Linked DNA regions of Homo sapiens: region 1 is linked to region 2. A link is a loop called in an ENCODE intact Hi-C map of the cell type or tissue named here. Cell type or tissue: prostate gland. All regions are shown on one strand. Each heading gives the region's core, and the rest is flanking DNA. Links, peaks and the distances in the headings are about the cores only. Region 1 has its middle 10 kb from the start of MTMR1. Region 2 overlaps MAMLD1 (mastermind like domain containing 1).

Evidence for each region. A loop is a pair of places that touch in the nucleus more often than their neighbours do. Peaks named below come from ENCODE experiments on the same cell type or tissue, not always from the same donor. Only the 100,000 strongest peaks of a DNase experiment are listed, where the experiment ranks them.
Region 1: it touches region 2 in a loop (2.7-fold over the local background); 2 of 110 quality-filtered maps call a loop at or near these places.

Annotation. Positions count from the first base shown.
Region 1 is chrX:150,677,071-150,689,166 of GRCh38, reverse strand. No RefSeq gene overlaps it. Among named protein-coding and RNA genes, the nearest start is that of MTMR1, 10 kb to the left of the region's middle. In prostate gland, for the core only: a CTCF peak has its summit at 5,444 (motif pointing left); a DNase peak (open chromatin) is centred at 5,426.
Region 2 is chrX:150,499,234-150,511,329 of GRCh38, reverse strand. It overlaps MAMLD1 (mastermind like domain containing 1), which reads right to left. Exons shown (of 8, transcript NM_005491.5): 6 at 7,813-8,056; 7 at 1,284-1,368. The coding sequence ends at 1,328. LOC124905223 (a long non-coding RNA gene) reads right to left here. Exons shown (of 2, transcript XR_007068346.1): 2 at 11,916-12,096. Among named protein-coding and RNA genes, the nearest start is that of MTM1, 63 kb to the left of the region's middle. In prostate gland, for the core only: no CTCF peak of the experiment used is centred there; a DNase peak (open chromatin) is centred at 2,729; H3K27ac peaks cover 1,677 bases.

The sequences.
Region 1 (12,096 bases), core at 3,952-6,451, 180 kb before region 2:
TGTAAATGTATTTCCTCAGAGAACCCTGACCATGCTGAAACCGGAGATAGTCATGGTGAATTGTCTCCAAACACACACAGGCCCTACCACCCCCTTCTGCCCACATGGGGGTCTAGTCATAGTTGCTGGGCTGACTATACTGCATTCCTAGAAATCACTCTAAGAGGACAGGCACATGGTTTTTGTATGCCACCTGGAGCTGGAGTTGTGTGGTGGGAGGCAAGGTGAAGAGTGACTTCTCAGGCCCGTGGTGATGCTCACCAGGAAACAGGAAAGGCCTCCTTTGAATGCCCAGCTGCACTCTGCAGTTCCTGCTGGGGAAGTGGGAAATGTATATGAGTATGCTGCATGTTTGTGACATGTTTATGCATGTTTATGCCATGTTTATGTAGAAAGTAGTAGTTTTCAAAATTACACGCATGAAAATGACTTGGGACATCAATTAATGTGCAGATTCATGAGCTTCACCACAGAGAATCTGAAAATTTAGTAGTTAGCTAGGGTGGGTGCTAAGAATCCACATTTGATAAAGCACCTCAAGTGATTCTGATATACATGGTTTGAGGACCACACTTTGAGAAACCCTGTTAGAGGTGACAAGGAGCCACAGCAAGATCTTGGAAAGGGGTGAACTGATCATATTTCCACTCCAGAAAGATCACTAGGATTGCATGATGGAGGATGGACTGGAGGGGCAAGAGTGGCCGTGAGAAGGTCAGTTAAGAAGTTGTTGTCATAATCAAGGAAGACCTGATGCATGAACCCTAACATTGGACAGGACTCAGTGACTGATGGAATGTTGGACATGAAGTGAGGAGGGAAGGAGATGCCAACGTGGGCCAAGCCTGGCACTGAGGTTTCAGACTTGGAAAACTGGGTAAAGGAGATATTAGCCACTGATAAAAGGAATCCAAGATGACAAGCAGGTGGGAGAGGTCAGTGACCAGGATGAATTCATTCTAGACATGTTGAGCTTGACCCACCCTAAGTCCAAGCCCATAAGTTGCCTTTGTGTATATTAGAAAAAAGAAAACCCTTCCTAACAACACTGGACTTCTGTTAGTCATAAAATTGTCATAGTATAACCAATTTTGTTAAAGCTCAACCTTTGGCTGCCATATGCCAAGAGACTGCCATAATAGACCTAGAAATCTATGTGGACCTCATTCTGAAGGATCCCTGTCTTAGTCTGTTTGTGCTGCTACAACAAAATACCACAGACTGGGTAATTTAGAAACAATAGATAACAATAGATATTTATTTCTCACAAGTTCTGGAGGCTGGGATGTGAAACATCAAACCTCTCGCTGGTCTGGGCCTGGTCTCTCTGCTTCCAAAATGATGCCTTTGTTGCTACATTCTTCAGAGAGGAGAAACGCTGTGTCCTCACATGGCAGAAGGTAAAAGGGTGAACACCTTCTGTTAAGCCCTTTTATAAGGGCACTGAATCTCATTCATGAGGACAAGCCCTCATGACTTAATCACTTCCCAGCAGGCCCCAACTCTTAACACCACCACCATGGGGATCAAATTTCAACAAGTGAATACTGGGGACATTCAGACCATAGCAGTCCCCCTTAGATGTGGCCCCCTTGTGCACTTCACAACCTGTGCAACAATGCATAGCAGTCTTGGGGGGTACCTATGGGTATCCAAGTGGAGATGTCCAGTAGACAGTTGGAAAGGAACTCAGGAAAGAGAGGTAATAAAAAGTTGGCTAATTTTCGTAAAATTTGAGGACAGAGGAACTCTTTGTAATTTAACCTTCAGCTTCACGATTTGGAAACTACGGTTGGGATCATCACTTTCATTTCTTGAAAACAAATTAAGCAAATGAAAGTGGACCTGATCGTCCCTTGTAAAATAAATTTCTCAAAAACATAATTTTGCTAGGACTGAGCAAAGCTAATCCTCAATGGAATTACATGTGACTGCACTGCAGAGAAATGTTCCCATCATTTGGAGGGTTTGTAGTGTCAGCTCAAAAGAGCAGGGCTTCTGCCCTTATGAATGGGTTAGTGGATTATCATGGGAGTGGAATTGGTGGCTTTACAAGAAGAGGAAGAGAGGCCTGAGCAAGTACGCCTAGCTTCCTCACCATATGAGGCCCTGCACTGCCTTGGGATGCAACAGCGTTCCCACCAGGAAGAAGGCTCTCACCAGATACGGCCCCCTGACCTATGACTTCTCAGCCTCCAGAATTGTAAGAAAAAATTTATTTTCTTTATAAATTATCTAGTTTCAGGTCTTCTGTTGTAAGCAACAGAAAATGGACTAAAACAATAAACTACAGAAAAAGCACCACAGATGACTTAACTTTGCCTTTAGAAGTTATCTGGAAGGTTCTCAGCCACAAGTTCAATTATTGGCAAGGCTAAAGGATGCCTCGGGAGGCTTTTGCCTTCACCACCCCCATCATCTCCACCATTCTTTGATGTTGAGATTCCTGTATCCTCAGTCTTATGACAGGTGCTCTACAATGCAGTGTCAAGCTCACCTTCACACAGAGACTGCGGTCCAGAGACCTCATACTCTCAAAGCTCCAGAGACTCCACTTGCCTCAACCTGGCAAGCATATTTCAGAGACACACTTTTTGCCCCACTCAGTAAACACATAAATTTCTCCCAGATAAATTCCCTTAAGGCAGCCACATTTAAGCAAGCAGCTGAGATATAGTGGTCTGCAAAGGAGGGAGAAGAGTCCAAAATAGGAGGAGGTCCAGGAGATGAGGTTGTCAATGAAGTCAAAGGAAGAACATTGTCTTCAGAATCAATCTTGACCTTGGGTGCCTGGGTGGAAAGTGATGCCAGTCCCTGAGATTAAAAAATAAAAATAAAGAATAAAAAAAGAAAGAGAAGCTATTTGAAGTGGAAGAGCCTGTAACATGTCCAGGAGTGACGGGGTAGATGGGTCTGGTGCCCAGGAGAAAGGCCGGGCTACAGATTTCAGCCTAAAGGTGTAAAACCTCGAGAGGCAGAACTGGCTAGCTGTGTAATGTGTAGGGCCCAGGGCAAAATGAAAAATGCAGGGTACCTTGTTCAAAAGTATTACAAATTTCCAGATGGTGATAGGAAAGCATTGAATCAGGAATGGGGCCTTTCTAAGCATGGGGCCCTGTGTGAGTGCACAGGCCAAACACCCATGAAGTTGGCCCTGATGAGAATGTGTAAATTTGCCTGGGGAAAACATGTAAAATGAGAAGACAAGTGAGCCAAGGAGACATACTAGATCATTGGCACTGACAGGGCAGGTGAAAGAAGAGCGGCCCGGGAAGAGCTCGGGGGGTTGGCAGAGACAAGCAAAGAGTCAGGGCAGAGGGGGCATGGGAGCCAAGAAAGTCAAGAGTTCTAAGATGGAAAGAGTGATCCAGAGTGTCAAGTGTTGCTGGGACATCTGGTAAGACAAAGAAGTGTTCCCTGGATTTGACTGCAAGGAGGTGGTGTGGACTCTGCTGAGAGCACTCCCAAGGGACAGAAATGTCTGGGAGGGCAAAAAGAGAGACAGTGAGTTCAGACCACCTAGTCACAGGTTTTGAGTTGCATGGACCAATAAAATGAAAACAAAACCGAGACCCACTGTTGTTGTTGTTGTTGCCATTGTTCTTGTTGCCATTGTTGTGTGCCAGGACCATAACATATGACTGCCAAGTAAGGACTGTGTACATGAGGCTCCATCTTTGAGAACCAATGTTGAAGCCTTCCATTGCCCTGCTTGCCAAGTAGATGTCAGCTGGAGTTAGGGGGATCCTTTTCATCCTGAGCACCACCACATGGGGCTCACCAAAAGTGGGGAGAAAAACACACAGTCTCTTTGCCACCTATGCAGACAGCCGTCAACTCAGTCTGGGCTTGGGCAGTGATGCTTTGCAGCCCTAGGGTGGACTGGGCAGCAGGAGACCTGGACTCCAAAGCTGGACTGCTTTGTAAGGCCTTCAGCGCAGAGTTTTAACACTCTTGTTTGAATGTTAGAGATTTTTCAAACGCTAGAGATATTCACATTCAAATATAAGTTAAAACATCAGATATTATATATGGATTATCCATTTCTCTAAGTCTGAAATAGCATAGTAATTGACTTGATGTAATTAGAGGCTGAAATTTATAGACAGTAACCATCAGGTCTTAGGAGAGGTGTGCAGATGTGTTTAGGGATGAGAAAGATAAATGCTTTTCTTGGATGAGATTTTGAGTCCATTGGAGAAGCAGGAGCATGGACTATATTTTCCATTCTTTATTTTCAATCTTTGTGTATCTTTATAGGTGAAGTGTGTTTCTTGTAAGCAATAGTTTCTTGTAGGGTCTTGTTTTTTCATCCATTCAGTCACTCTATGTCTTTTGATTACAGAGTTTAGTCCATTTGCATTCAATGTTATTATCGATAAGTGAGGACTACTCTTGTCATTTTGTAATTTGTTTGCTGTTTGTTTTGTGGTGTTTTCTTCCTTCTTTCCTGTCTTCCTTCCTTCTTTCCTTTAAGTGAAGGTGATTTTCTCTGGTGGTATGATTTAATTTCTTGCTTTTTTTACATTTTGCGTATTTGTTGTATATTTTTACATTTGAGGTTACCATGAGGCTTGCAAATACTATGTGATAATCCATTATTTTAAGCTGATGAGAACTTAGCACTGATTGCATAAACAAATAAACAAACAAGCAAAAAGAGAACTAATAAAAACTCTACATTTTAACTTTATCTGCCTGTTTTTAAACTTTCTATTGTTTCCCTTTGCCTTATTGTATTGCCTATGTCTTGAAAAGTTACAGTTATTATTTTTGATTTATTCATTGTTTAGTCTTTCTACTTGAGTGTTTTACACACCACACAGTCTTATAATATTCTGTGTTTTTCTTTGTGCTATTACCAGTGAGTTTTGTACCTTTAGATAATCCCTTATTGCTCATTAATATCCTTTTCTCTCAGATTGAAGAACTCCCTTTAGCATTTCTTATAGGACAGGTCTGGTGTTCATGAAATCGCTCAGCTTTTGTTTGTCTGGGAAGATCTTTATTTCTCCTTCATGCTTAAAGGATATTTTCGCTGGATATTCTATTCTAGCATTAAAGTTGTATTCCTTTAGCACTTTAAATACGCTATGCCACACTCTCCTGGCCTGTAAGGTTTGCACTGAAGAGTCTGCTGCTGGACTTATTTGGGCTCCACTGTATGTTATTTGTTTCTATTCTCTTACTGCTTTTAGGATTCTTTCTTAATGTTTGATCTTTGGGCGTTTGATTATTAAATGCTTTGACGTGGTTTTCTTTGGGATGATACATGCATGGGCCTAGCTCAAAAGAAAGCATGTGCATAGGAGCCCAGCAACAGAGAAAGCAAGCTGTGCTCTGGAGGAGGCAAAAAGATGAGGCACCCCAGAATCTGGAAGATAAAACTTTTTTCTCCTCTGGTCTCTCTCTCTCTAGCGCCCTCTACTGACAAGGATTTACATTATGCCAGCTGGTAAGAAATATTTACAAAGCCCATCTCCATTATCACAGAGCAGTTAAAGGAGGATGCCTTTGGAGCTGAGAATGCATTGATAAGTGGCGTGGACACTCACAGACTTACTGGGTTGAAAGAAACGCTAATCTAATGTCTTCCTATTTCCAATCCACATCCCACTTGATGATTGAATTCCTCCTACGAAATCCTACCAGGCAGTGCTTCTACAGGTGTAGGGCCAAAGAAAGAAATCTCTACATTTAAAGCCTATTTATGTCCAGAGTATCAATCAATACAACACACCTTTCCAAAAGGAGCTAACTCTGTAATCAGTGATTAATTCTTTCAATGACATCTATTTAAGGATGCAATTTGACCAATATGTAGGTATTGCCTGAAATAGTCATTTCTAAACACTTGGCACTGGGCCAGCTGCACAAAATTACCTGGGGTGCCTTTAAAAAAATTAATAGACCTTTCTTTGTGTAGTTTTAGGTTTCGGAAAAATTGAGTGGAAATTATAGAGAATTCCCATATACCCTCTCACAGTACGCCCCACCCCCCGTCCCAGTTTCCTTATTATCAACATCTTGCATTAGTGTGGTACACAAGTTACAATTGATGACCCAATATTGACACATTATTATTAACTCAAGTCCACCGTTTACATTAGGGTTCATTCTTTGTGTTGTACATTCTATGGGTTTTGACAAATACATGGTAATGGCATGTATCCACCATTATAGTATCATAAACAATGGTTTCTGGTTTCAGTGCTCTAAAAATCCCCGGTGCTCCACATACTCATCCCTCCCTCTTTTCCTCCCTCCCTCTCCCTGAACCCCTGGCAACCACTGGCCTTTTTACTGTCTCTACAGTTTTGCCTTTTCCAGAATGTCACATAGTTGGAATCATACAGTATATAGCCTTTTCACATTGGCTTCTTTCACTTAGCAATATGCACTTAAGTTTCCTCCATGTGTTTTAATGGCTTGATAGGCTCATTTCCTTTTAGTGCTGAATAACATTTCATTGTCTGAATGTACCATAGTTTTGTTTACCCATTCACCTATTGAAGAAGATTTTCACTGCTACCAACTTGTGGCAACTAAGTGACAAACATGGGGCATCTGCTGGAAACGTTTGTGTGAAGGATTTGCCTAGACATAAGTTTTCAATTCATTTGGATAAATGCCAAGGAGCATGGTTGCTGGGTCATATGGTAAGGCTATGTCTAGCTTTGTAAGAAACTAAACTGTCTTCCAAAGTGTCCGTGCCATTTTGCATTCCCACCAGCAATGAATGGGAGTTTCTGTTGCTCCACATTCTCTTTTTTTTTTTTTTTTTTTTTTTTTTTTTGAGACGGAGTCTTGCTCTGTCGCCCAGGCTGGAGTGCAGTGGTGCGATCTCGGCTCACTGCAAGCTCCACCTCCCGGGTTCACGCCATTCTCCTGCCTCAGCCTCCCGAGTAGCTGGGACCACAGGCACCCGCCAGCATGCCCGGCTAATTTTTTTGTATTTTTAGTAGAGACGGGGTTTCACCGTGTTGGCCAGGATGGTCTCGATCTCCTGACCTCGTGATCCGCCCGCCTCGGCCTCCCAAAGTGCTGGGATTACAGGCGTGAGCCACCGCGCCCGGCCCTGTTGCTCCACATTCTCACCAGTATTTCATGTCGTTGGTGCTTTGGATTTGGCCATTCTAATAGGTGTGTAGTGGTATCTCATTGCTGTCTTAATTTGCATTTCCCTGATGACATACGATGTGAAGCATGTTGTCATATGCTTATTTGCCATCTGTAGATCTTCCTTGGTGAGGTGTCTGTTAGTCTTTTGGCCATTTTTAAATTGTGTTGTGTTTATTGTTGAGTTTGAAGGGTTCTTTTTATATTTTGGATAACAGTCCTTATCGAATATGTGTTTTGCAAAGATTTCTTCCCAATCTGCAACTTGTCTTGTCATTCTCTTAAGTATTTTTCACAGAAGTTTTAAATTTTAATGTGGCCCATTTTGTTAATTTTTTCTTTCAAAGATTGTGTTTGAGCTTTATATCTAAACACTCATTGTCAAAGTCAAGATCACCTAGATTTTATTTCTTTAAAGATAATTTTCATATTCATTTTTATAATCTGCCTCCAGCAATGTTCTAGTACATTTTTAATTATCAGCTCTCTGAAGAAAGACAAAGCCTTTATTTGTAGCATTTGCTCATTTCTGTGGTGTAACTCTTCCCAGCTTGGCCGATTTCAAAGTACCACCTTGACATCACTGAATACAGAATTAGGAAGAGATGCTCACAGTTGTCTCTGACCAACCTATATAAGCCAACTGCAGCAGAATGACTGCTTGTGTCTGATAATTTGAATAATCTGAAGTCTTACAAGTCGTTTTCTGCTTTTTTGTTTCTATTGATGTTCGCTGAAGGCTTTCTGTCTGCTATTTTTCACTGAGAGATGTTCAATTTCTTTGAAAAATGATTTGCGAGAATTCTTAGAGGCTGCGATAAAGGTGTGTTCCTCCATAGAGCATTTGCTTCCACCAGGCACCTGGGGGCACCACAAGACTGGTGCCTGAGGATTTTTGAACTACTGAGGTGAAGTGAATTTGAACTATACTGGAAAGCCTGCTAGTGAGCACCACTTCTCAGGGACATTTGAATCTTCTTCCCTCTCCTCTGCTCTGGGCCAAACAGTTTTCCTTACAGGCCTCTGCTATCGTGGGTATAGTGGGAGTGTGTAAGAACGTCGAGGTAATCAGGCATGAACTCCCTCAAATTCCCCCTTGTGTTCATACCCTATGGTTGCTGTAACAGATTACCCAAGCTTAGTGGCTTCAACAACATACATTTATTATCTCACTAATTATTATTAATATTATATTAATCATTTATTATTTCTGGGGATGAAAGTCCAACCCAGGTCTCACTGGGCTAAACTCAAGGTGTGGGCAGGGCTGTGTTCCTTCTGGAGGCTTTAGAGAAAAATCTGTTCCCTGTCTTTTCCAGCTTCTAGAGGCTGCGCGGTCCTTGGCTCCTGGCCCCTTGCTCCATCTTCAAAGCCAGCATGGCCAGTCGTCTTTCTCTCATGGCATGGCTATGACTCTGAAGTCTCTTCCACCTCCAGCTTCCACTTTTAAAGAGCCTTGTAATGACATTGGGTTCACCTCAATAATCCAGATGATCTCCTCATATAAGGGTCAGCTAGTATCACAACCTTAATTCTATCTGCTACCTTAATTCCCCTTTGCTATGTAACCTCACATATTCACAGGTTCTGGAGATTAGGACATGGACATCTTTGAGGAACCATTATTCCCTCCATCAGTGTTTCTTCATCTGCACCCACCCTCCTCTTCTCTAGTTGCTGAGGAAGAGGAGTCCTTTCTGTTGTGCAAAGCAAATCCCCCTCTGTGTCCTTGGGCTCTTCCCCACTCTGAGGCCTTGTTCAATCAGGTAACAGCTCCCTCTTCTCTATGCAATCTCTCATTCGCCACTGGCTTCTTCCCGATGTATGATCCCAAGAAAGTCTCTTCCTTTCAAAAGCCCATTCTGTCTGTCTCATTTCTCAACAGTTATTATCCAATCTCTCGCCTTTCTTTCTTTTTTTTTTTTACTGTCAATCTTTTTTATTATTTATTTATTTTTAAATTTTATTATTATTATACTTTAAGTTTTAGGGTACATGTGCACAACGTTCAGGTTTGTTACGTATGTATACATATGCCATGTTGGTGTGCTGCACCCATTAACTCGTCATTTAGCATTAGGTATATCTCCTAATGCTATCCTCCCCCTCCCCCCACTCTCACCTTTCATTATAGCAAACCCTCTAGAAAGAGAATCCCACTCTTGTGTACCCTTCGTGCATTCACTCACTAATTCATGCATTCAAATAAATATATATATTTTGCACCTACCATGTGCCAGGCAGCCTATTGGGCATTGTAGCTAAAAACAAGGCAGCTTAGAGTGCAGTGAAAAAGAAAGACATTCATTTCAACAAAGTATGGCAAGTGCAATAGTAGGAGAGGTATAAGGCCCTGAGGGAGCATAGAGCGCTGGGACCTAAGATAGTATTGAAGGGAGGGGCACTGGGGAAGAGTGCCATAATCAAGTCGCATTTAAACTGATAGGGCTCACAGGTACTTGTTGAATAAATGACTGCAGGAGGTGGGGCTATTCCTCTTCAGTTTCTCTTTTCTCTTCACTGTTACACGGCCCTTGCCCTAGGACCTAGAACACAGGCCATCGCATCTTTTTGCAGCTTAGTGGTGCTAAAGCAGACCCTGGTGCCAAAATAATAGTTTCTCAAACTGGGTGCGCTTCCGGCCTTTTGCACCCCTTAGCTGCTTGAGCTAGAATCCTGGCTGGTGACTTTTAACTCGCTGTTCTTTGACTTCTGCCTCAATGAAAGAGCTCTTGCGAATGTCCTCCAGGGACGTCTTACTTTCCAAATTGACTGGACATTTTTTTTTATCCTTGATTCACCAGATCTCCCATGCTAAGCACTCACTCCTTGAAATTATCCTTCTTTTACCTTCCATGATGCAACTGTTTGCTTCTGCACTTATCTGACCTTCCTTCTCCATCTCATCCCAAGTCTCCTCTTCCTCTGTCTGTCCCGTACAATCTGGAGTTGGGGCGTGCCACTTTTCTCCATTTACTTGCATGGGCAATGTCATCTACTTCCATAGTTTTATCCCCAAATCTGTGTTTCCGACTTCTTTTGTGAGCTTCAGAGCTAAACTTAACCACATCTTGGACACCTGTTCTCCTCACATTCAGCATATCCCAAACTGGCCTCAGCATTGCTCTAGACTCGATCCTCTCCTGATATCCTCTATTTCTGAAAATTATACCACTTGCCAACCAATTGCAGCCACCAGCAACTTCAGTACCATCTTTGACTTCTTTCTTGTCTCTTTTTTTCAGTCACAAACTTAAAAAAAAATTTTTTTTTCAATCTCCATCTCTACTTGTCTCTATTCCAGGCTCAGTTCTCCCCATCTGGTCAACTACATCAGCCTCAAACTTGCCTTTCTGTCCCCAGCCTTGCCACCCTAAAATCCATCTCCCACCCATGACCCCCAAGGCACTCCATGACTTGCCCCTGCCTGCGTCTCAGTCATCTTTTGCCAGGCCCGTTCACATTACGACTCAGGAATACCTGCTTGCTTTGAGTTCCACAAATGCTGCATCCTACTTAATGCACCATTTGCTTCTGCTCATAGTGTTCCCTTCTATGGTGATGGTTTCTTTGCTTTTCTTTGCTGTTTTACCACACATACATCCCAAAACATGAATTTAGTTTGTTTTTGAACTTATATGAATGGAATAATATTGTATACAGTGGTTCCCCCCTTACCTGAGGTTTCTCTTTCCATGGTTTCAGTTACCCATGATAAACAATGGTCTGAAAATATTACAGTATTTCAAGAGGGGAAGAGTGGGAGAGAAAGGGAGAGAACACAGTTATGTAATTTTTATCACAGCATATTGTTATAATTGTTCTATTTTGTTATTAACTACTGTTAATTTCTTACTGTGTCTAATTTATAAATTAAACTTTATCATAGTTATGTGTATATAGGAAAGAAACATAGTATATATAGGGTTTGGTACTATCTGTGGTTTCAAGCATCCATTCGGGGTGTTGGAACATATCCCCCATGGATAAGGGGGAGCTACTTTATATTCTTTTGTACCTGGCATCTTTTAGTTAACATGCTTATGAGATTCAACTGTGTTGCATGTAGCTGTGGTTTGATCATTTATCCTGGGCGTGTAGTATTCCATTATGCTAGGGATGGTGTTGAATCTGTATATTGCCTTGGGTAGTATGACCCTTTTTAATAATATTAATTCTTTCAATCCATTAGCATGGGATATCTTTCCATTTATTTGTGTCTTCTTCAATTTCTTATTATTAGAGTTTTACAGTTTTCAGTGTTCAGAGCTTTCACCCTCCTGGCAAAATTTCTAAGCATTCTATTCCTAAGCATTCTATTCTTTTTGATGCCATTGTAAATGGGATTGTTCCCTTGATCTCTTTTTTGGATAGGTTGTTATTTGTGTACAGAAATGCAACCGGTTTTTGTACATTGATTTTTCTATCCTGAAACTTCACTGAATTCATCTACTAGTTCTAACAGCTTTTTTGTGTGTGGAGTCTTTTGGGTTTCCTACATATAGGATCATGTCATCTCCAAATAGAGATAATTTTGGGCCAGGCACAGTGGCTCACGCCTGTAATCCCAGCACTTTGTGAGGCTGAGGTGGGCAGATCACTTCAGGAGTTTGAGACCAGCATGGGTAACATAGTGAAACCCCGTCTCTACAAAAAATACAAAAAAAAAATAGCTGGGCTTGGTAGTGCATGCCTGTAGTCCCAGCTACTTGAGGGGCTGAGGCAGGAGGATTGTTTGTGCCCAGGAGGCCAAGGCTGCAGTGTGCTATGATTACGCTGCTGCACTCCAGTCTAGGTGACAAAGTGAGACCCTGCCTCAAAGAAAAATAAAAACAGAGATAATTTTACTTACTTTCTGATTTGTATGCCTTTTAGTTTTCTTGTCTGATTGCTCTTGCCAGTTCTTCCAATACTATGTTTTGTTTTTGTTTTCAGAGACAGGGTGCAGTCTCTGAAATTGCTCTGTCATTCAAGCTG
Region 2 (12,096 bases), core at 1,730-4,229:
ATGGAGAGACACGGAGCAGAAGATGGAAGGTAGAGTCCCAGGTGCCTAAGATGGGGAATACATCTCCCCTCATTGTCATGAGAGTCCACTCTAGCTGATATCTACTGTGGCCAATATCTACCGGTACTTTTTTGGGGTGGACACTGAGTCATGCAGCAGTCTTATGGTTTACCCAAGGTCAGGTAGGGGAGACAGTGCAGTCAGAGCACAAGCCCAGTGTGTCTGACCCACCCAAGAATCCATGCTCGTATCTACAAAAATGATTTTTTCTCTTGTAATGGTGCCTAGGTTCTTTTATTATCATGGCATGTGTATGTTTTTCAACTAGGTTACAATCTGGCCTTATAAGGTTAACCTCCTGGAGGCCACCAGCCTTCCTGAAACTTGTCTGTGCTGTCCCTGCAACTGGAGTGTGCCTGATGTGGCACTCCAGCCTGGACAAGTGGGACACAGACTCCGCTGTTATCAGGCCCAAAGATGTCTTCCATAAGACCAGAAGAGCAATGGTGTAGAGGTGTCATGGGCTACAATAAAGATGCTGACCTCCTGTCTGAGGGCAAGCAGCCTCTTCTGGCCCTCAGACAAATGCTGAGTGTTCCCAAGACTACCCTCGGCCTGGTCCAATCTCATCCCACTGGTGCGTAAGGGTTGCTGAACTCATGACTTCTTGGCTAGCCTGCAACCTCCACGGAGTGGGAACTACATCAGGCATTTTGCTAACTGCTGTATCCTAGGCCAATAAATGTTGATCACATTTATAGCTGCCATGGTAGGGTGGGGACCCCTGCTATCTATCTGTGGAGGCTCTGGGAGCCCCTGACACAAACTTTCTGAAGCAGAGCCTCCCCAACCCCTTTTCCATTCCCTATACCTGACAGATGGCCCAGGAACCCATTAGAAATGGAAGGTCACTGCAGCAGTATGTGAATGTGCGTGTGGGAGAAGGGCAGGATCAGAGCCCTGGGGGTGTGGCAGCCCCCAAGTGATTCTAATCCAGATCCTAGGGTTGTTTCCCTGTCCCATTGAAATAGCTGCTTTAAGGGGCCTGACTCAGGGAAATCAGTCTCTTGAATTAAGTGGTGATTTTGGAGTCATTTAGACCAGGCCTTCAATTGGGATCCTGCTCTTAGAGTTGGATGAATTATTTAACTGATTTTCAGATCTCCTCTTTCTCAATGCTTTCAGAAGCACAGTAACTGCTTACTCTGAAATGAATTCTCACCCCACTTCCACATATGCACCCCTTGCCCACCCCTTTGGGAACACTGGCCTTAACTGCTTACCTTCAAATGGACTCATCTGTTGGGAGATATATGCATTCTGCCGTTCAGGGGTCATTGCCATAAGACCTGATCTCTGTTCCTCTTGCTAAACAGAAGATGAAAAAGACAAATTAGATTACAGCTACCAATTAATAATTAGCCTTAGGATCGCTGCGTGGGGACCTAGGACTTGGCTTTGGTGCAGCAGAAAGCATGAATAAACACACCAGCATACACTCGCATGCATGCCCCACCCTCTCGAGCAAAATTCCACAGGTATAAATAAAGTAAGATTCTGCACCTGGGTTAAAAACACAACTGCAACAGCATAGAATGGGGCAGGAGAGACAGAACTTAATAGCAAGAGCACACAGAAAAAAGTTTTAGGCATTTTGGATGTCCATCTGCTCAGGATGGGTCAGCAGTGAGATGCGGTCACCAAAAGAACAAATGTAACATTAGGCTGCATTAATAGAAGCAGAGTATGTAGAAGGAGGGAGGTGACAGTCCTATGCTAACTCTGCCTTGGCCAGACTATACCCACAGGAGTCTGGGCATGCCAGTCTCAGGGAGACCCAGACAGACTGGCTGCATTCAGAGGATGGTAAGTAATGAGAGTGGGGATTGGACTTCAAACTACCCAGACAAAGAATGGCTGAGCAAGCCAAGGATGCTGTGGCTGGGGCAGAGCAGACTGTGGGCTATGTAGTGGTGGATACCTAGCCTCTGCAGGGCTGTCATAGGGAAAGGACATTGAGAAGAGGACTGAGGCTTGTTCCTGGTGGTCCTGGCATGAACGGCCAGATGATCACATGGTCAGGTGGACACAGTCTCCAACACTGGGAGTAGCCAAACACTTACTGCCAACCTCCCGCCCTTCTCCTGACTAGTTGCAGCATAGGCAATTGGGAGGAGCTTCCTGTCTCCATCTGAAAGCTGGCTGGGTGGGCAGGGGGAGGAGCGAGCCAAGTTTCAAGGCCGCAGTTTCAGCACTCAGTCTGGGATCGGCTCAAGGAGCAAAGGGGAAGAACATAGCCAGGAGGGAATAACATGAAGGCCCCCAGACCCAGAAAAGGCATGACTTGCTCTGAGACCCTCAGCCAGTTGGTGTCAGGTTGTGACTCGGATCCAGGTCTGACTCCCAGTCCAGTGCTTGAAGCCTCACCCCACACAGTGAGGGGAGCCCGGCCATCTCTGCTCAACTGCTGCCATCTCTCTCCCCTTCTCAACCACCAAGGCAGCTCTGTCTGGGAGCACAAGCTCCAAGTCCACTTTCTGGTCTGTGTCCCCCCGAAGATGCCAGAGGACTTGCCTCTACAACACGGGCTGCCCGTGCAGTGCCTGCTTTTCCAGCAAAGGGCTTCTGGGAACCCTTCTCTGCACTCAGTGGGGCTGGTGGGAGTGGGGCGGGGTAGCGACCCAGTGCTTGGGACTGTGCCCGGCTCTCAGGCCTGGCAGCAGTTCCTGGCCTTGGTTCCTGCCAAGGCAGAGAGGACAAACACATGGCACCGGGAAGACTACACCAGAAGCGATTCCACCAGACTGGGGTTTGCTTTTCTATCCCGCCCTTAGCCTGCTTCCTGTCCTGGTCCCTGCCTCCCCCTCCACTGGAGCTGCCGTGTGGGCAGTGAGGGGCTGTTTCTCAGCTGCCCTATGGAGCTGCCCTCTCCCTGCCAAAGCATTGGCAAGGCGGCAAGGGGTGGGGGTGGGGATGGGGGGTGGGATCTGCCTTCTCAAGCTCTCATTATACTGAGCACGTCTCACCCATTATTTTATGTCATCTAGCAACACCCCATGTGGACACTGAGGAGCATGGGGGTCACATGACCACTGCCCAAGGCCACACCATCCGGATCTGCCTGAGATGGTCAGGGTTGGCAGCCATTTCTGAAGGCAGTCCTTTCGCTTTGGCTCTTCTTGTACCAGTCTCAGGACATCAGGGCAGAAGATCTACAGTCCCCAGCTTACTGATGTGACAGCAGAGGCTCAGAGAGGTTAAATGACTTGCCCAAGGTGACACGGCTAAGAAGTACAGTATCTCCTAACTGCAGACCAGGTGCTTCCGCTGCTTCTGGGGACAGATTCCTGCGTGGCTGGCTAGGTCTAAACGGTCCTTAACTCCATCCCCACCGGTTGCTGCATTAGTTTCATCAAATAACACAGTTGTACAGAGGTAGGGGTTCAGGGGCAGGGGCAGATGGAGGCTGGAGAGTGTGACTAAGGAAACAGCAGGGGAAGTGCGGTAAAGTCCGAAGGGAGGGACGGAAAGAGAAAGCCAAGCCCAGGGGCGTGCCAGACAAAAGGAAAGGCCACGCCGGGGCAGGGCAGGCTTCAGCGGGTGCTGGGGCGTCTTCATCCCGGGAAGCACACATTCCAGAGGACCCCGGAGTCTAATGGAAAAGCTGGCCAGCCTATCACTATGGAAACTGCCAAGGCCACACAGCGCTGCTGACACCCAGCCTGGGTGCCGGTGGCCAGCTCTGCAGGATCTTCAAGTCTGGGGTGCCACCAGCAAGCGACGGTCCTCCATGGTCTCTTCACCTTACGGCAGTGTCCAGAGGCACCGCCAGTCCTCTGCTCCTATGCTGGTCCTGCTGTCCCTGGCCAAAGGAGCCAGAGCATTCTCTCCAGGCCTCCCGAGGAGGCTGCTTCCTTTGTTTTGCAGATGGAGGCTCCCATCCTTTGTTCTGAATCAATGTGCTCCAAAGATAAGCCCCAAGAAAACAGTTGTTGCCTTTTGACACTGACAATTAGAATCGTTGGAAAATGGAGAAAACAGGAAATGACAAATGGTTTCAGTGACCAGGAGGAAACCGTGCCTGAAAGTTGCTGCTTAGTGACTGGGACACTCGCTTTCTGCTCTCTTATGAAGGACAGCCTAGGCCGTGTGGCCTTTTATAAACAAAGCTATGAAGGGGTCGTCAAATTTTCTAGGGCTGCAACTGTGGCACTACGTCCTGTTGTGCCAGGTGACACTGACAAGCAGCACTGAGTTCTATGCAAGCCCAGGTGTGCTTCTCTCATGGTGACCCCCAGAGAACTAAGGCCCAGCTCTTCCTCTGTCACACCCCTCCCAGCCCCCACTGTCAGACAAGGGACCACATTCACAGACAGTCTCAGCCAAGATGGCAACCTTGGAAGTCCTGGGGATGCCTTTCTAGAAGCTTTAGGCTGACGCCAGGGAGCTGTAAAGCCCCCACCTGTCCCTGGGGGTTGTGTGCTGGGCAGGAGAGAGGGGAAAGAGCCCAAACTCCACCACTGCCTGCTGGCACAACTGAGCCCACGCCAGGCACTGCACCAGCTTCACTCACCAGCTACCACATGCTAATGTCTCCTGTTTACCCAGGTGCAATCACCTGAGTGCTGCTTTCTCACCACTGCATGGGAAGAATGATCTCATTACCAATTCAACCACTTAAGCAGGCAAAAGGACTCCAACGGGGGAAAGGCAGAGGACAAACGATTCGGGGACTGAGACAGATGCCCACAAAATGTTCCTGGATTTTAGCCGGATTCGGGCTGAAGTTCCTTGCCCTATGAGCCCTTGGAGGAGAGCATCCTGACTCAGACAAGAATTCAAATGACAAGACTTCTGGGGGATGGCAGTGAATGGATCCAAAGCCTTGTTTTATAAAGAATGTGGAGGAAGGGAGGAAGGAAGGGAGGGAAGGGGAGACTGAGAGGGAGAGAGAATAAAGAAGAGGAAGAGAAGGAAGAGGAGGAGGAGGAAGGGGAGGGGAGAGGAAAAAGGGGAGGGTAGAGGAGGAGGGAGAAGGGGAAGGGAGGACAGAAGAGGGGAGGGAGCGGGGAGATTATCTACCCCTCCATGCTAGGGAACTCCTGTCTCCTTTTCCAGCAGACACTGCTCCATGAGTGCCCCCACAGAGAGCCAGCCTGCCACACAGCAGAAGGTGCTCAGCTATCTGTCCCAAAGGTTGAGCACTAGTGTATTCCACAAGGAAAAAAACCTTCTTTTGTACTGTTTGGAAGCCAGAATTAGAAACAACTCGTTCACCCTTCTGACTTTCCCTTTGCAATGACAGGAAGATAGTATACTGCATGGGACCACCACACATTCAAGATCTGAGTTGTGGGGACCCCCACCCCCACATGGGTGGAGCCCCCTGAGACCCGTGGGCTCTGACTGGCCATGGCCCATAGATAGTGACAACATACACACTGCTATCTGAAGCCTAGTTGGAGGACGGATGGATGCTTTTAGGAAAAAATTCCCTTTAGTCGTCCCTCAGAAACTACAACGGCTTCCTAAAATGAATGGCAGGCAAGTTTTGATTGTTTCCTAAGTTCCCCCTAACTCTCAGAGCCTGTGACTCAGCTTCTCCAGAATGCCTGCAGGGAGGCAGGACCACTGGGAGTAATGAGCACGAATTGGGCCACTTCTCCCAGTGGACTGTTAACGCCGAGATCTGGGGTGGAACCCACTGAACACCTGCCCTTTTGCGTTGCCCAGAATGCAGCCAGAGGGATACGGGCCACAGTAACTCTGGGGCCCCTGAACCTACCTTCCCAAGACCCTGACGGGAAGGTATTGCTTACATGACAGTCCAGTCAGTCCCTCTGTCACTCAGTTAACAAACATGGTCATGGGTCTACTATGGGCCAGGCTCTGTTCCGGGCATGGGGATAACACCGTGTGTCTCTACTCTTATGGACACAAGTAAATCAATCAAAGCAGATAATGTTCTAATGACCACCCAGTAGGGTGAAGGGATGGAGGGTGGGCAGGTGCTGGCAGAAACCTAAGGTCAAGTCATGGGACCCCAATGGGGAACTGGAAACTGCCACACCATTTTCTATGTTAGGGGTCTTTCCTTGCCCTTCTAGAGACCTCACCCATGGTAATGATGCTGCCCTCAGGTTTGAACTGGTCTGAAGCTGTCACTGGGGGCTTCACAAAATGAATGCCACTGAAAGCAAACGGCAGAGATCTGTATATGAAATTCTTTTTACCCTTTGTTTTCTGTCTTCCCACATGATCTATGACTGCTGCAAACTCTATTCTGACTCCTCCTCAGTCTTGGCCGGTCTGGGAAGAACTTGGTTTAGATGCTGGGAATGATCCCGGGCAAAGGAAACAAATATATTTCCAGCTTGCTTTTCTTCTTCCCCTGTGGTGCCTGCATCCTCTGTCTCGCACTGACTCACAGGCTGGACTGACAAAGTGGCTGTGTTGACAGGGAGGATTTAGTGGATGCCAGGCCTGACCCTCAAAGGCCCTCAGGTGGGGCCAATTTCCAAGGTTCTTAGAGAAGATTTGGGGCCACAAATCTGCTCTGCCACTTCACTGCTGGGTGAAAGCTGTTGGCTTGAGAAGAGAGAGAATAGGTGAGGGACAATAATTCTCAAGGCAAGCTAGCTGATATCCTTTCATCTGTGGCTTCCAAAGACAGGGAAAGGCAAGGCAGACCAGGGTGGAAACAGCGACATCCTGAGGGGACGACGTCCGTTTTGCTAATTCTGTTTCCCTGGCAGCTTTGTGCTGGACAAGATTTCTCTGGTTTCAGCTGAAGAGTGAACAGCTGAGGAGCTCTGTGACTCTGAGAGAGAGAGAAATCAATAGCCCTTGAAAGGAAAGCACTGCTTGTTCTTCCAGGCCAGGGCAGGCAGGATAAAGAGAACAAGGCTGTACATACCAAAGCCGAATTTCCATTAAAGGCCAGAATCCTGGGAGGCCCTTTCAGCTTAATGACCATCTTCTGATCACTATCACTTAGAAAATGTTCATGTCTCCAGTTTTCTCTGCAGATAGTGCAGACATCCTGTGCACATTGATATTTTATGCACCAGATGCAATTCTCTGCAAAGGTCCCCTCTGGCTGGTGTCCATCCGCTTGCTCTCATGACCACTGATGCGACTCTGGGGGCAAGTCAAGCCATTCCTTCTAGACTCTAGAATCTAGAGGATGATCCCAACTCACAGGCCTCTTGGACAAGCTTGCTTTGGATTCCTTCTGCCTGTACTACCCAGACTGCCAGTCCTCCAGCAGGGCAATCCAACTTCCTGCCTCTAGGGTGTGGGAGTCCTGGGCGGGGTTTGGAATCCACAGCAGATGGCTGGCAGGAGAGGCAGTTCCCGAGCACCCACTAGGTGCCAAGCAGGCAGGTATCAGGTGCAGGGCTTCGGAGGTGCAGAAGCACAGCCCCTGTCCCCCTCAGGTTCCCAGTCTGGCCTCAGGGACAGACAGGCAGGTAGGTATGGAAACGGGGTACTGGAAGGCATACAGCTGAGGGAGAGAGCAGCTGCACCCTGGTCAATCCCCCACTCATTTCCCTGGAGGTGGGGCTGAGGCACCTGGAGCACTCTGCTTGCTTGGGTTGTCCCTTTGCCAAAGAATGCCGGGCAGAAAGTAGAGAACAAGCAGGCCCAGGAAGCACTAGAAGTCCCTCATGGGTGGACAGAGCTTTACCTTCGGAGCTGTCACCTCCTGTGTTCCTCCCAACAACCCTGTGAGGCAGGCGGGCAGGCTGAGCAGGGGACTGTGCCCCGTTGACAGATGAGGAAAGCGAGGCTCAGGGGGAAGTGACTTACCTGTGGCGTCGCAGCTAGGCAGTAGTGGAGCGGGCACCTGCCTCCAGGCCTTCGGATCCCAGCTGCCCCAGGGCGCTGCCTCTGAGGTGCTGTACGAGGAGGTGACTCGGGCCAGCTCATGAGCAAAGGAGCTGCCGGGCAGGAAGGACTCACTCCCCAGGGCCTGGCAGGACGGGGGCTGTCGCCCGAGGCTGACCTGGGGGTGCCTGGCTTCCCCAAGCTTGCAGGCTTTGTCTACATGAGTCTACAACAACCGATTGAACAATCCATCAGCTGCTTGGCCACAAAATGGTTCTGACTGATCTTGTCACTGCCCTGAGTGTCTAGCTGGGTCATCTGGGTGTTGTGGTTATACCCACCAACTGCTTTGGTGGAACGAAACCAAACAGCTTTGTGATCTTAGCTTGTCTTGGGTCATAGACTTCTTTGAGAACCAGTTATAAGCTATGGTTTCTCTCCACAGAAAAAGCACTTATGGTGTCTCCCCCTTTCCAGCCCACCAACATTTTACATCTAATTTGGGGGGGTTTTCTGGACCACTTAATACCCATCCATGGATCTCATGTGAAGACTCCCCTGGCTTGAGAAATCACTGTCTTGTTGAAAATGGGAACAAAGCTAAGTCAGATAGCTGGTTCATCAGCAATGACTTTGACCAAGCCTGATCCCACCCTACCCCACCCCACCCCAGTGACCACCCCCCACAATGGAGCACACAACTCTAAACTGGTTTGTAGGTATGTGTGTGTGAACACGCTGAGGAATCTGCAAAACCAAATGGTGAGTGCAAAACCAAACAGTCACGAGTAAATCTCACAACAACCACGTCCTGAGCTGCAGCCCTTGTTGAACTATACCCCACTAGGGCCCCAAGATTTTAGGACTTGTGTGTGGGTGGGACCTCCCCTTTCTATCATGCTTTAGAAGACAGGGATTTCACCAGAATTGAACATATTGAACATATGACCCATTTTTTTCAGCCAAAGGCAATTAAAATAACTTCATACTTGATATCCATGTCAGCAAAAGCTGCAAAACGCAAATGGGTGGCTGCTAAGAGCCCTGGTACCCTGACGAGCACACCAAGTGCTTAGCAACAGTGGTGTCCAAAGGACCAGCTGGAAGCCTGCCTTGATGAGAAGTTGCTCTTCTTTCTACATGAAGGAACACCTCTACTCTCCTGCTTTTAATACCTGAGCTGTGAGTGATCATCTATGTCCATTAGCAAACATCCCAGTGGAGAAGGAAACACTCATACCCGAAATCTAAGCTACATAGTTGGAATCACTTCAACTTATTGCAATAAACACTTACTAAGCACCTATTGTGGGCAAGTCTTTGCAATGGATAATAGTTCAGTAGATATTTTGATGTAATATTTGAAATAACAATAAAAATTGCCACCACTGAATTTATTGAGCATTTGCTGTGCTTTAGGCACTAACCCAGGTTCTTTAAATATTTGGTCTTATTCGATCTGTATAAATAGCCATCTATGAGAAAGGGACTATTATTGCCCTTATTTTACAAATGAGGCCAATGAGGCCCAGAGAGGTTAACTAAGTTGCCCAAAATCATACAGCCCACTAGTGGCAGAGCAGGATGCAAACCCAGGCTTGCCTCGTTCCCAAGCCCACATGTCGTTTGCATTGGTGTGGAGGTGTGCATGTGTTTAGTCATTAGCATGTTATATGATAAGCAAGTTTTGAAACATAGAAACTTAAAATGTGCCATTAAGAAAAGTACAGGCAAGGTTTTCCAAGGGGAGGTGTGGACCTCCGGACAAATTTTTAAGAACAAATTATAAATACTTAAAAATGGGAATAAGAAGACAACCTAACTACCTGAACAGTTTTAGAGATGACTCATGCCCACCCTCTAAAACCCAAACAAAAACAACAAAGTCAAGAAAACCCATGAAATCTTAGCAAGCGATTTCTATGTACTTGTGAAAAGGATTTCTTTACCATTCTAATGGGATTTATGCCAACCATAGAGGGCTCAGTGCCCCTCCCATGGGGTGGTTAGTGAGTACAGAGCTGAGCTCACCGGCCATCTGCAGCTTCATGTTATCAAGCTCCAGTTTGTCCTTGGAGCAAGGTTATCTGGGACATGAGCAGAGGCATTGCTTTCTACAATGGACAGTTCTTTCTGCCTGCATACCTAGCTCCTTGATAACTTTAAATACCATTTTATAGCCACACTGGAGTTTTGAAGACCTCAATATGCAAATATTACTCAGGTTCTGATTACTTGTCTGCTCCATGATAACACACTCTAAAAGCAATGAATGGGGCTTATTTGTAGAGAACTGAAGCATTTTAAGCTTTTGCTCAGGAATCCCTGGTAGCTTCCTGTGACTTGCAAGATATTAGTGATGGGTCAAGAAACAGGACCCCCCATCAGCATAACATACGCAGTGCCTCAGTAGTCCATCAGGCAGAAAAAACTGCAGATGGCACATGGAAATGACCAGCGGCGGAAGATACCCCGACAGTGTGGGCAGTTCTATTTCAGCAGCAATCAAGAGGGGGCCTGGAGCCACTCAATCAAGTGGAGCAGGATGGGAGCAAGCACTGTGCAGACCAATGCAATCCCCAGTTAACACAAAAAATAAATAAAAGAGATGAGATTCAGTCTCTTGACTGTGACTGACTGGGAGCTTTATAGCTGATGCTTGTGTCTTTTCTCCATTTTATTTAATTAGGAAAAGAAACTGCTTATCACACACTCTAAGTGTGAGGTACAACCTCCACAGGAAAGGTTGTTAGGAACATTTCAACTTCTAGAAGTTTCTAAACATAAGGTAAATCCATCTTTGTCCTTGGGATCACTGCACATCTCAGAAAGGCAAATAAATCAGTAATTGGTGGGCATAATTACTAGCTCATGGACTGACAAGGTCTACACTATTTCGAATCTCACAGAAGTAAGCCATGGGACAGATAGAGTCTGATAGTGGTGCCCCGTTTCCTGGAGGTCACACTTACTCATCCCCCTGGACCCTGGGCTTCTCATGATTGTCAGAGAGTTTGCTGGAACCAGGTCAGCCCAGTTTCCCTTCCCCTGAAAAATCCTCCAATGGCTCGCACCAAGACTAGAGATGCAAGTGCAAGCACATCCACCCTCTCAGCAGCCAGGTTTTGCGTTCCATAATGTCACGTACCCCCAGTCATACCAATCTCCTTGGAGCTCTCCAGACAGGCTGCCATGTGTGGTCGGCCCTCTGTGCTTGTGCTCCTTGGTTTGCCAAGCCTGGAATGCCCTTTCTCCATGATTGTACTCTGGGAATTCTGTGTGTCTTTCGAGATGAAGCTCCTCCACCCTGGAAATTCTGCCTCTCTTTCCAGGTCCAGCTCCTGTGGCTGAATACCCTTGGCTGACTGAACATTCTTGCTGGGCCAAGTCTTAATCATCTCTAAATCCCTCTGGTGCCCCGACAGTATCTAGCCCAGGCAAAGGGCTCAGCAAATACTTGCAAAATTCAATAAACTTTACTATGTTACTAGCTTGGCATGATGTTCTAGGCACTTGGGAGATTATAATCTGGTGAGCATTGTGCTAGTCTTTTTTTTGGGATAAACACCAATGATAAACTGAGCCTTTACTCTCATTTTAGCACATCTACTCATCTCTTTTCAATGCTGGTGGGTTTATAAAACCCATCAGTAGAACAGAGAGTGATCATAATCATATGGTGAAAATAACATCAGCTAACATATTTACTGAACATGCTTTAGTGTGCTGGGCACTGAACTCTGTGCACATGTGAATTTGAGATAGATTGTTCCTAGCTAATAAGATGAGGAAGTGGAGATGGGCTTACTCAAGTCACACAATAGCAAGATGGGGTACAGACAGAAACCAAGCTAGAAACCAAGCAACCCCTGGGTTTGGAAATGCATGGGCTCCTCCTCTGCACATGGCGAGGAGCAGTCAGGTGCTCCTCCTTCTTTCATACTGAAATAACTCTGCACTTTTGGCTATTCTGTGACACTCTGTGCTATTCTGTAGCTCAAATGGCTCTGGTGCAAGGAGCTCAGATTATGACTAACCCCCATAGATATTCAGCTGCTTTGCAAGAAGTGGATGAATGCTCTGGCTTTATAAATTATTGACGAGATTGGATATTGGCCCAATCTCCACTCTGGTGATTCGGAAGGAGGCATATGCACATTTGCAAGGTTATAGTAGTGCACTCTAATTCCACTGGCTTCTGAGAGCTTGTAGGTTTCTTGACTTAATCATTCTGGAATTAAGGTAATGGATCCTCAACACCTTTTC